Regions from separate parts of the Mus musculus genome. Here region 2 is linked to region 1. A link is a loop called in an ENCODE intact Hi-C map of the cell type or tissue named here. Cell type or tissue: heart. All regions are shown on one strand. Links, peaks and the distances in the headings refer to the core of each region. The heading gives the core; the rest is flanking DNA.

Evidence for each region. A loop is a pair of places that touch in the nucleus more often than their neighbours do. Peaks named below come from ENCODE experiments on the same cell type or tissue, not always from the same donor. Only the 100,000 strongest peaks of a DNase experiment are listed, where the experiment ranks them.
Region 2: it touches region 1 in a loop (8-fold over the local background); 25 of 42 quality-filtered maps call a loop at or near these places.

What each region holds. Positions count from the first base shown.
Region 1 is chr11:74,373,807-74,379,184 of GRCm38, reverse strand. No RefSeq gene overlaps it. Among named protein-coding and RNA genes, the nearest start is that of Olfr412, 12 kb to the right of the region's middle. In heart, for the core only: a CTCF peak has its summit at 2,189; no DNase peak of the experiment used is centred there.
Region 2 is chr11:74,545,308-74,550,685 of GRCm38, reverse strand. All of the region lies in intron 2 of Rap1gap2 (RAP1 GTPase activating protein 2), which reads left to right. Among named protein-coding and RNA genes, the nearest start is that of Rap1gap2, 42 kb to the left of the region's middle. In heart, for the core only: CTCF peaks have their summits at 3,117 (motif pointing right) and 4,311 (motif pointing right); a DNase peak (open chromatin) is centred at 3,475; H3K4me3 peaks cover 773 bases; H3K27ac peaks cover 2,212 bases.

The DNA.
Region 1 (5,378 bases), core at 103-5,102:
AGTACTTCAAATCAATGGATTCTGGATGCCCCAGATAGACACATCCAAAATTAACGTTTTCTATGCTCTCTGGGTATTCCTCAGCCCAGTCTTGTTGATGTGTTACTAGCCCCGACCCAAGCCTAATACAGCCACGCCTTCATTCAGCTGTTCTTGTATTGATTGCCTCGGGGGTAAGGTGGGGTGCTGCTGTTCTTGCCTGTTCTGATGGTTCACATCTGCACAGCTGTGGAGATCTTGCCTGTTTCTGTTGATTTCAGTGGTCCTCTGAATTTGAAGTGTGGGATGGGTTGAATCATTGCTGTGGTCCATTCCAGCATCCCTCTTAGTCATTTAACGGCACACTGTGTGCTCCCGTGGCAGCCACTCCTTATAGGAGCCAGAGTTAAGTTCCAGAGAGGAAATCTAAGACACATTAGTCGCTTTATGGTAGTGATCTAAGAGTTAGGACTTTCTGTCCCTTTTCCTCAGGTGGAAATGATATCCGAAGCATCAGGCTGTACAGAGACCTTAGAGAAGACTGTTCTCAACTTTAGGCCATTGTCTTAGTTAGGTTTGCTATTGCTGCAGTGAGACACCATAACCGAAAAGCAAGTAGGACACGAGAGGCTTATTCTGCTTACATTTCCATGTCACTGGTCTTTGACAAAGGGAGTCAGGACAGGAACTCAAGCAGGTCAGGAACCTGGAGGCAGGACCTGAAGCGGAGGCTATAAAGGGTGCTGCTTATTGGCTTGATTCCCTTGGCTTGCTCAGCCTGCTTTCTTATAGAGCTCAGGACTACCAGCCCGAAGTTGGCACTGATGGAGAAAATGCCTTACAGCTGGATCTCATGGAGGCATTTCCTCAACTGAGGCTCCTTTCTCTCGTGGCTCTAGCTTGTGTCAAGTTGGCCCAGAAAACCAACCCAGTATTGCTATCCTCTTCCACATTCAGGAAAGAGGCTGTTCCTTGTATAAGTACGACTCAGGGAAACTTTCTCTAGAATGCTCATTTAAGGTATTGAGACTTTTATAATTCAATCACTCTGGAGTAAGGCCCAGGGAGCTGCAGTTTTTGGAGGGGTGTGTGTCCTGGGACAGTGTATCACTAAGAAGCCCTGGTTGTCCTGGAGCTTGCTATGTAGACCTGCCTGCTTCTGCCTCCAAAGGGCTGGAATTGAAGTGGTGCACTAGTATGCCTCAAAAGATGTGTAATGTTAGATGAGCACGTGGAGAATTCTGTTGTAGTCCGATGCTTTGGGAACCACGGATTCAGTGTACAGACTCTACTTAAGAATCTATTTCCCATGGACTAGTCTCAGGCTCAGACACTTGTCCCCTACCTACAGGTTAGACAGAAGCCTGTCCTAAATCTACAGGGTGGAGAGAAATCTACCCCTCACCTAGGGAGATTCTTTCCACAATTACTGCCCTAGTGGAAAAATGCATATCCTATAAAACAGGATTTTGTAGGAATATCAAAGGAATTACCAAGGAGAATAGAACCGTGAACAGGTCCTAAAATAGGAAGCCTGAGAGGAGGAATTGTACATGAAGACGGATGGTGGCTGCAGGAAGGACAGAAATCCTGAAATAGGGGATGCCGGGAGGAAAGAGCAGCATCATGAGGAAATAAATGGGCGAGAGCTTGGTGAGGCTGAAAGAGCGGGAGATTCTATTAAAATGGAAAACAGCTGGGCTGCCTTCTCCAAACCAAAACAGATGATCAGAGGGCAGGTATGACTCGAGGCCCCAGGGACAAACAGCTGCGGGGGTGGGGTGGGGAGGGGGAACAGATGCTCACACCCATGGGCCAGTGTTCCCTCTGCTAGCAGGATCAGGGGCAAGATAAATGAAAGAGAGAGGCACACCCAAGAACAAAGCTGGCGAACTGGCCCCATAATATGGAATAATAACATGAAACAGCCCATTTAAGAGAAGCAAGTGATCAAAGCAAGCTGCGCCCAGTCAGCTCCATGAGAAAACAATGAGGTAGATACTGATCAGGCCTGGTGACACCGGCACACACAAGATCGGCACACACAAGATGGTGGGAAGTTTGTGCAGGGCATCAGATGGATTTTAATAATCTCCTTCTAAGACACTGCATACACATGTATATGTGTGTGTGTGTAGCTAGATGGTTCAGAGAGTGATGATGCTAGCTTGCCTCCATGCCTGCTGAACCTGTGTTAGATCTCTGGGTCCCCCACCTGGTGGAAGAAGAGAACTGACTGTTGCAAGTAGTCCTCTGACTACCACACATGCATGCTCACACAGTAAATGAAAACATGTAAAAAATTAAAATACAGATCTCTAAGTTTTATAAAAATTTATTACTAATAAGAAATGTGAGGAAAATGCTAGAAAAGTGGACTATAGGGTATAGGTGAAATTCGGCTTTACTCTTCAAGCATAATACTGAATACAGTAGGAAAGGATGTGTATATGTGTGTGTTGTACGCATGTGTGTTTGTGTATGTTGTATGTGTATGCTGTGTGTGTGCATGTGTTCTGTGTGTGTATTTATGTGTGTGCATGTATCTGTGTGTGTATGTGTGTTTTTATGTGCATGTATGTATGTGTACATTTGCATGTGTATGTGGTGTGTGTATATGTATGCATGTTTGTGTTTTTATGTGTATGCATGTGTATGTGTGTATGTGAGTGTGTAAGTACATGTGTATGTGTGTGTATGTATGTGAGAGTATGTGTATATGTGTATATGTATATACACAGGCATTTGTATGTATGTGTATGTTGCATGTATGCATGTGCAAGTGTGTGTATATGTGTGTGCATGCATCTATGTGTGAGTATGTGTATTTGTGTGTGTGTGTGTACTTGTGTTATTGTTATTAAGACTTTAATTTGAGGACGTCATTATTAACAGCTAGTATTTAGTAGGATGGTTTTGTGATAGGGATCAAAACTAGCTCAAACTAATTTAAGTCTTTAAAGGGGCATTTATTAACAAGATGCAGGTGTCTCTTTGCATTGAAAGGACAGAAGTGGCATCCCTCTTGTCCTCATCTTGCTTCTGCTTTCAGTTTTCCTCTGTTCCTTTGTTTTGTTTGAGCCGAATTGTTGGATTTATTAAAATGGGCTTGTGACAGCTAGAAAGCTTTTTCAGACACAGTAACTATGTAATCGTCTATTAGCTTCGTTCTAGTCCTGAGTCCAGCTACATCAGCCTCAGTGATAAATGCCCTCTTTACTGTCTAGATGGTGAAAATGGGTTCAGATCCGTTGGCTGTGTTCTAAGCCAGGTGCAAGTGAGGGCCTGCTGAAAGGTCTTTTCCCTATCTGCTGTGCTACTTAGAGAAACTTTTAGGGGCTTCTGTGATAGGTTCCTGTAGCACTCTCTGCATCTTGAGGGCTGGCTCCTACTACAGAGAACCTTCTTTAGGGCCAGTCTGGCCTGCACACAGCCCCTCCAGTGCAAAGTTCATGGACTGCACAGTGGTTAGCAGCCCTCTCTGACCCTTGGCTTATCCTCTAATCCCTCCTTGTCTCCACATTCCCAGTGGTCTGGAGGTGCATTTCTCCCAGTGAGACAGCTCCCTGAGGAGAGAGACAGATGCCTAGTAAGCTCTGCTGCTGTGGATCATGGAGGTTTACCCTCCAGGAGCAGAGCCAGGCAGAGCTGGACCAGTCCTTGGGTGGGACAGCTCTTCCAGGGAAATCTCTTCCACTCTAGGGATAGCGGCTGTGTTGCCAGTTCTGACAGTCTTTAAAGTTTATAGTTAATAATTCTTTATATTAAACCATCACCCTTCAAGTTGCTATGGGGGTTTTCTCTTGTAATGGGGTCTAGGCTGGTAGACCAGCTTCTTAACGTCTCTCTGAAGAAGCCTTTTTGACTGGGGAGCTGGCTCAGTGGGTAAAATGATTGCTGTTAAAATATGAGTACTCGAGTTAGGATCCTCAGCACCATCATAAATAGCCAAGGGTAACACCAGGGGACAGAGAGGACTGCAACCAGCATGGCCAAAGTGCCGTACCAAGGTCTAGTGAGAGACCCCATCTCAAGAAGGGGGAGACCAATAGAGAAAGATGAACTTCATATACAGGCATTGGTGAATGCATCTGAGCACATACATGCATGTGCGCATGCACACATGCAACCACACCACACATACACACACACATACACAGATACTCACACACCCACACCCACACACACTCACAAACCCACCCACACACCCACCCACACAGTCACACACACACACTCACACACACACTCTCTCTCTCTCTCTCTCACACACACACACACACACTCATACACACACTCACCCATTCACACCCACTCACACTCCCCCCACCCCCACACACACTCACACCCCCACCCCCACCCCCACACTCACACACACAAACACTCACACACACACTCACACACACACACTCACACACACACTCACCCACTCACACCCACTCACCCCCCCCCACTCACACCCCCACCCACCCCCACCCACTCACCCACACACTCACACCCACACCCACACACTCACACACACACTCACACATACACACACACACACTCACACTGTTTTTGTTAACTCATAGTCCACAGTTCTTATCTTTAAGAGAACAGCGCAGACAGTACTTGGTTCTAGACTAAGTCTCATCAGACTGAGTTTGGTTGGCCCAACAACAGTGGGTGAGCATCTCTCACTGCATCAATCGTTCCCAGCCAGTGGTTAGGACACAGAGTAGCCACAAATCACCCAATGGATGAGGGGGCAGCTAAAGAGCCATTGTGAACACATTTCTAATTGGAGTTTGTAGATTTTTGCTTCTTAATTATAGAGTGTTAGTGGGAACCTGAATTATATTGATAACCTAAAAACATATCTGGATGTTTAGCGGGTAGAAACATCACTAAAGCTGTTGAAATAATATTGAAATTGTAAAATACCAGTTTGGGTTTCTACTGTGATGAAATACCATGACCAAAATGCAAATTGGGGAAGAAAGGTTCATTTGGTTTACACTTTCATACTGTTGTTCATCATCAAAGTCAGGACAGGAACTCTAACAGGGCAGGAGCCTGGAGGCAGGAGCTGGTGTAGAGGCCATGGAGGGATGCTGCTTACTGGTTTGCTCTTCCTGGCTTGCTCGGCCTGCTTTCATACAGTACCTAGGATCACCAGCTCAGGGATGGCCCCATCCACAATGGGCTGCCCCCCCCCCCCCCAACCCTGCCAGCAACCACTAATTAAGACAATGCTCTGCAGCTGGGTCTTATGGAGGCATTTTTCTCAACTGAGGTTTTCCTCCTTTTTAAATGACTCTAGCTTGTGTCAAGTCGATGTAAAACTAGCCAGGACAACAAACACGCTACCATTGCCCAACCACAGCCTTCTTGCTGACTTGAAACCTGGCTGTTTTGTTCAT
Region 2 (5,378 bases), core at 54-5,053, 170 kb before region 1:
GTCACATACACACAAACACTCCTAGTACCACATCCCACTACAGCTGGACAAAACCAGCCGTGATGTCTCAGAGCTTGCCACGTCCCCTCCCGTCCTCTCTAGTCCTGGGAGCTGGCTCTTCTCATTCCTCCTATCCCACCCCTATATCATTTTATTTTTGAGGCATGGTTTCATTTTGTAGTTCAGGCTAGCCTTGAACTTGTGGTGATTCTCCTGCCTCAGCTCTTGAGTATTGTGACATCTGGTTGGACCCCCCCCCCCCCCCCAGAATCCCAAGTTCCTGACGGAAGCCCCATCACCTTGGGAATTGATGCACACCCGTCTTCCCTTGGGAGCATGCTAGTTTCCAGACAATGGGAAGGCTGTGTTCAGAGATGTGCCCCTGTGTTGTCTGTGGATCTAGGGCTAACTCACTGGAATGGGATGGCATCTGGTCTTGTTAAGGGGGAGCCTAAGGGTTTTACCCACATGGTATGAGCTCAGGAATTTACTAGGATTCTAATTCTGTTGAAACCATCTTGCTGGGCTGGAGAGACACTTCAGCAGTTTAGAGTAGAGTAAGCACCACTCTTTCAGAGGACCTGAGTTCAGTTTCCAGCACCCACATCACATATCTCACAACCATCTGTAACTCCAGCTCCAGGGGACTCAACACCCTCTTCTTAGGGACTAGGTATGTAATATATGGTGGCAAAACACTTAGATACTTTAAGAAGGATGGGGGGGGGGGGAAGAGAGAGAGAGAGAGAGAGAGAGAGAGAGAGAGAACCATTTTACCTTTGTCTTTTCTTTCTTAGTCTCTGTGAGTGTTGAGTGTGTACCACTGTTTGCAGGCAGGGGTCCTGGGGATACACACTGGTGTGGGCTTTCAGACCTCAGGGACCTGTGCCTGTATGCCCTTCTGTATTTTTAGTTCAGGATGCTCACACAAACCCAGTCAAGGTGAAAAGAGGTGGTGGCCGTGCTTCCGAGAGGCCCTGTCGTCAGTGGGGCATCAGGAAGAGTGCAAAGATAACCGTGTTTTGAGCAAACAGAGTGGAGACACAGTGGCAATGAATTAGAAATAGTGCACTGGTCACAGAGAGGAGGAAGACAACCAGAAGGAAGTGGGCTGAGGTACCCGCACTTCTGAATCTTCCAGAGGTGCCTCTGTCCAGTGTCTAGTCTCAGTTACAAACTTACCATGCCACCTTCCCATCCACATCTAGGCTTGTGAGCTCGATGCATGCCTGTAATCCTGGTACTCCAGAGGCAGAGGCAGGAGGATTACCGTAAGTCTAAGGGCATTCTGAGCTACATAATAAGACCCTCACTCAAAAAACTAATCAGAAAGAAGAACAAAAAAGAGGAGGGCAGTACTCTTGTTACTGTAGAGCCTGCCCCCCAGGCTGTGCTCTAAAGAGACTTGTGTTCTGAAAACAAACGAACAGAACAGAAATCTCAGGCTTGCCAAGAGCATCTCTTCTGCTGGTCCCAGCTGGATCATTTTCTGTTCAAGGTTTGGGCAGGAGGAAGGGAGGGGAAGAAACTTGTCTGCGACAACTGGGTCAGAACTGGAGCTGGGGAAGCAAGCACACCAGTGCTCTGTGCCTTTGATGGAGCTGTCAGTGCCAAGGTCAGACAGAGGCAGGAGGAATGTAGGTTGTCCATGTCTCATGAATATTCAATGAGCACCCACTTTAAGCCCGCCCTGCTTCAGGGGCTGGGATTCCTTTGTTGAATCCTGGCTCGGTTAGTCATTGATGCGGTCATGTGAGGGCAGAGCCCTGACCTCCTGACCCTGAAGGTGCAGATGACAAGATTCTCTGTCTCACGGGGATGTTTAGGATGAAATAAGCTAACACACTAAAGGCGATACAAAAGGCACTCAGTATATCCCTTTGCTCAGTCCTATTACAGAAGATAACGAGGAGTCAGTTGCAAATGGTCTCGCCTGCAAAGAGTTCAGGCTGTAGAGACTTAGTAGTCACCCCAAAGCATGAGGTAATCCCTGTAAAGATTTGGGAGGAGTGGGAACTTCCTTTTGGAGGGACAGCACATGACAGCCGAAAAGAGAATTCTCTAGGAGTTTGGAACAGAGAGAACATCCAGGACTCGGGGTCAGGAAGTGTAAGGAGCTGTTTCCTAAGCAGTGTGTCCTTCTCCACGACCCAGTGGGAGACTGTGGAAGGATGTATTGTAGGGGTATGGGAAAGTCTGTTCAGGGCGTTCACTGAATGTGGGGCTAAGGTGACAGGTGAAGTGAGCTGCTTCCCTGGAGACTGGCATAGGGAGGCCAAAGCACCATGAATGTGTTACTGAGGAGCGTGGGGCTGAATCTCATGGTGACTCAGGGCTGCAGGCTACACTAGCGGTCCATCTCAGACAACACCTCAGAGTGTGAAAGGAGTTCCATGGAAACTGGGGTCTCGTGCTTGGGGGATTTGCAAAGCGGGTCTGCTGTGTATGTGAGGTCAAGCCGGTGTGTGGGGGAGTGTGACGCCCTTGACATAGACATAGAACGAATGGAAATCTGCAATTCATCCCCGTGGCCTTTGAACTTGGGTCCTTGAGCTCAGGATGGCTTACCCTGGATGAATGAAGAGTCTCATAGCCAGCAATGCTAGCAGTCTAAGTTTATTGAGTGTAGTTGCACAAATGGACAGGTGTTGTAGTATTTTCTTGTGGTGAGAGCCCGGGACTATGTGCTTCCAGACAATGGCCTGTGGGAAGGAAACAGTGAGGATAGGGCCTTCTAATTTATTTATTTTAGGGCTTTTTCAGTCTCACGTTGGGTTTCTATGTAGCCAAGGATGAGCCTTGACCTATCCTTTTGCCTCTACCTTCCAAGTGCTGAGATTATAAGTGTGTATCACCATGCCAGACCTGGGGTTACATTAGACGAGTGGTCAGCAAACAGCCTCTTCATAGAAGTGACAACTGAGAGGACCAGAGGCAAAGAAAGACTGAGTGTGAGAATATCTGGAGGTAGAGGAGCCCTCCTGGGACTGGAGGGCTGGGAACCGCTAGTACAAAGGCCTTGGGGTGGGAACCACTAGGCAGCAGTGAAGGTGAGGTGAAGAACACTCTTGGTGGTGGGTAAGCTGGAAATAACGACAGTTCTCCTTACTTCCAGAAGGTGGCAGTGTTGTCCCAGGACTGCCTGCTCATTTAGTGGTCGGAGGGGATGTATAGAACTAGACAGCTTTGTGAGTAGGAACCTGAGCCGTCATAGGTTTTATTCTGTCACAAGAAGTGGCAAATATGAAAGTTCTGACTAGGGTAGGTGAGCATGCCATAGATCTTGTTCATGACATGCCTTGCCTGCCTCCCCCGACCCCCACTTCCCTTCTCTGCTTCTTTGCCCTGCTCCCTGCCTTCTGTCTCTGCTCCCTCTCTTCATTGCTCGCTGGTGCAGCTGGCTTCCATCTCAAAGATAATTACTTGCTTTCCGGTGCCTCTTAGATAACGGGGACTGTTCCTTACCGCAGTGCCTGCCCCTCCTCCCAGGAGCTTCGGTTCTCAGTGAAAGGCTGAGGCTGACTGAGGTCGTGACCCCTCCCCCGACTGAGAATACCCACTTCCCTTCCTCCTACTGTCACACGCAGCTCTCTCCTCCAGCACTCCAGCAAGTTCCTGCTGCCTTTGATAGAGGCAGCCAGAGCTCGTGCTGCAAAGGGAGAGAAACCCAATAATCAGGCAGAGACAGGAGACAGCATCACGGCTCTGCTGTGAGGGGCCACTTCAGCCTACAGAGATAAAACTTCTCTACCGTAAGCTCTTTAAAAAATTTTTTTTTATTTTAATTTTTTAAACTGGGATGTAACCTCACCCTCAACATCTGAGTTTTATTTTATTGTGGCAAGAATGCTTAACATGAGATCTGCCATCCTAGTTGATAACAGTACCCATTTATTCTTGACTATAAGTTAGTTTCTTTTCTTGGTGTGTGTCACGAGTGTGTTAGGTATAGGTCATAGGTCAATCTCAGGTGTTGTTACTGAAGAGCTGTGTACTTCAACTTTTAAAAATAGATTTATTTTTTCTTTCTTTCTTCCTTTCCTTTCCTTTCCTTTCCTTTCCTTTCCTTTCCTTTCCTTTTTTCTTTTTTTGGTTTTTTGAGACAGGGTTTCTCTGTGTAGCCCTGGCTGTCCTGGAACTCACTCTGTAGACCAGGCTGGCCTCGAACTCAGAAATCCGCCTGCCTCTGCCTCCCAAGTGCTGGGTTTAAAGGTGTGCACCACCCCTGCCCAGCTAAGACTTATTTTTTAATTTTCTGTGGGTCGGTGTTTTTTCTGCCTCTGTCTGTACACCACGTTCATGTAGTGCCTAAGGAGACCAGAAGAGGGCATCAGCTTCCCTGGATCTGGAGTTGTGGGAGTCTAACCTGGGTACTCCAGAAGACCAGCCATTGCTCTTAACTGCTGAGCCATCTCTCCAGGTTCCATCATGATTTATTAAAGATAGTGTCTCACTGGAACCTGGAACTTGACAATTAAGCTAGGTGTCTAGCTTGTGAGCTTTTGGAATTCACCTGTTTCTGCCCCCCCCCCCAACCCCCCGCCAGATTCCGAATGTGCACCACCATGTCTGGCTTTTTGTGTGGGTGTTGGGAATTGAACTCAGGCCCTCGTGCATTTGTAGCAAGCAGTTTACCAACTCAGCTATCTCTCCAGCTCTTGCCCCACTCCGTCTCTCAGAGTCTCCTGCATCTTAGGCAAGTCTTTTCCCATTGAGCTGTGGCACCAATCACCAGGTATCTTTTTACTTTTTATTTTGAGACAGTGCCTCCCTGAGTTGCCCAGGCAGCTCCAGGACATGTAATAATTCTCTTGCCTTTTGACTGGTTGGAATTACAGGTCTGTGCCACCATGCCTGCCATGCCCTTAGAGCCTCCTCCTGAGTGGGAAGTTCAACTCCTTATCTCGCCACAGACTTTGAGATCATTGGTTAGATTTTTTTTTCTCACCTTCATTTGCAAAATGGGGATGGTAATGATAATTTTACATGGGTTGGGCTGTTCGAAAGTGCTTCAGCTATACCTGATAGAGCAGGTGATAAAACTCCATTTATTTATTTATTTATTTATTTATTTATTTATTTATTTATTTCCTATCATCTGTGTAGTCCTGGCTGTCTTAGAACACGTTCTATAGACCAGGCTGGGTTCGAACTCACAAAGATCCACCTGCCTCGGCTTTCTAAGTGCTGAGATTAAAAAGGCATTTATCACCATGCCTAGCTATAATATACTTATATTTATGAAATATTAATTTACTGTATTGTAGCAGCATAATAGCAATGCATCATTGTTATTCGACGCGTTCTCACGACCGGCCAGGAAGAACACCACAGACCAGAATCTTCTGCGGCAAAGCTTTATTCTTACATCTTCAGGA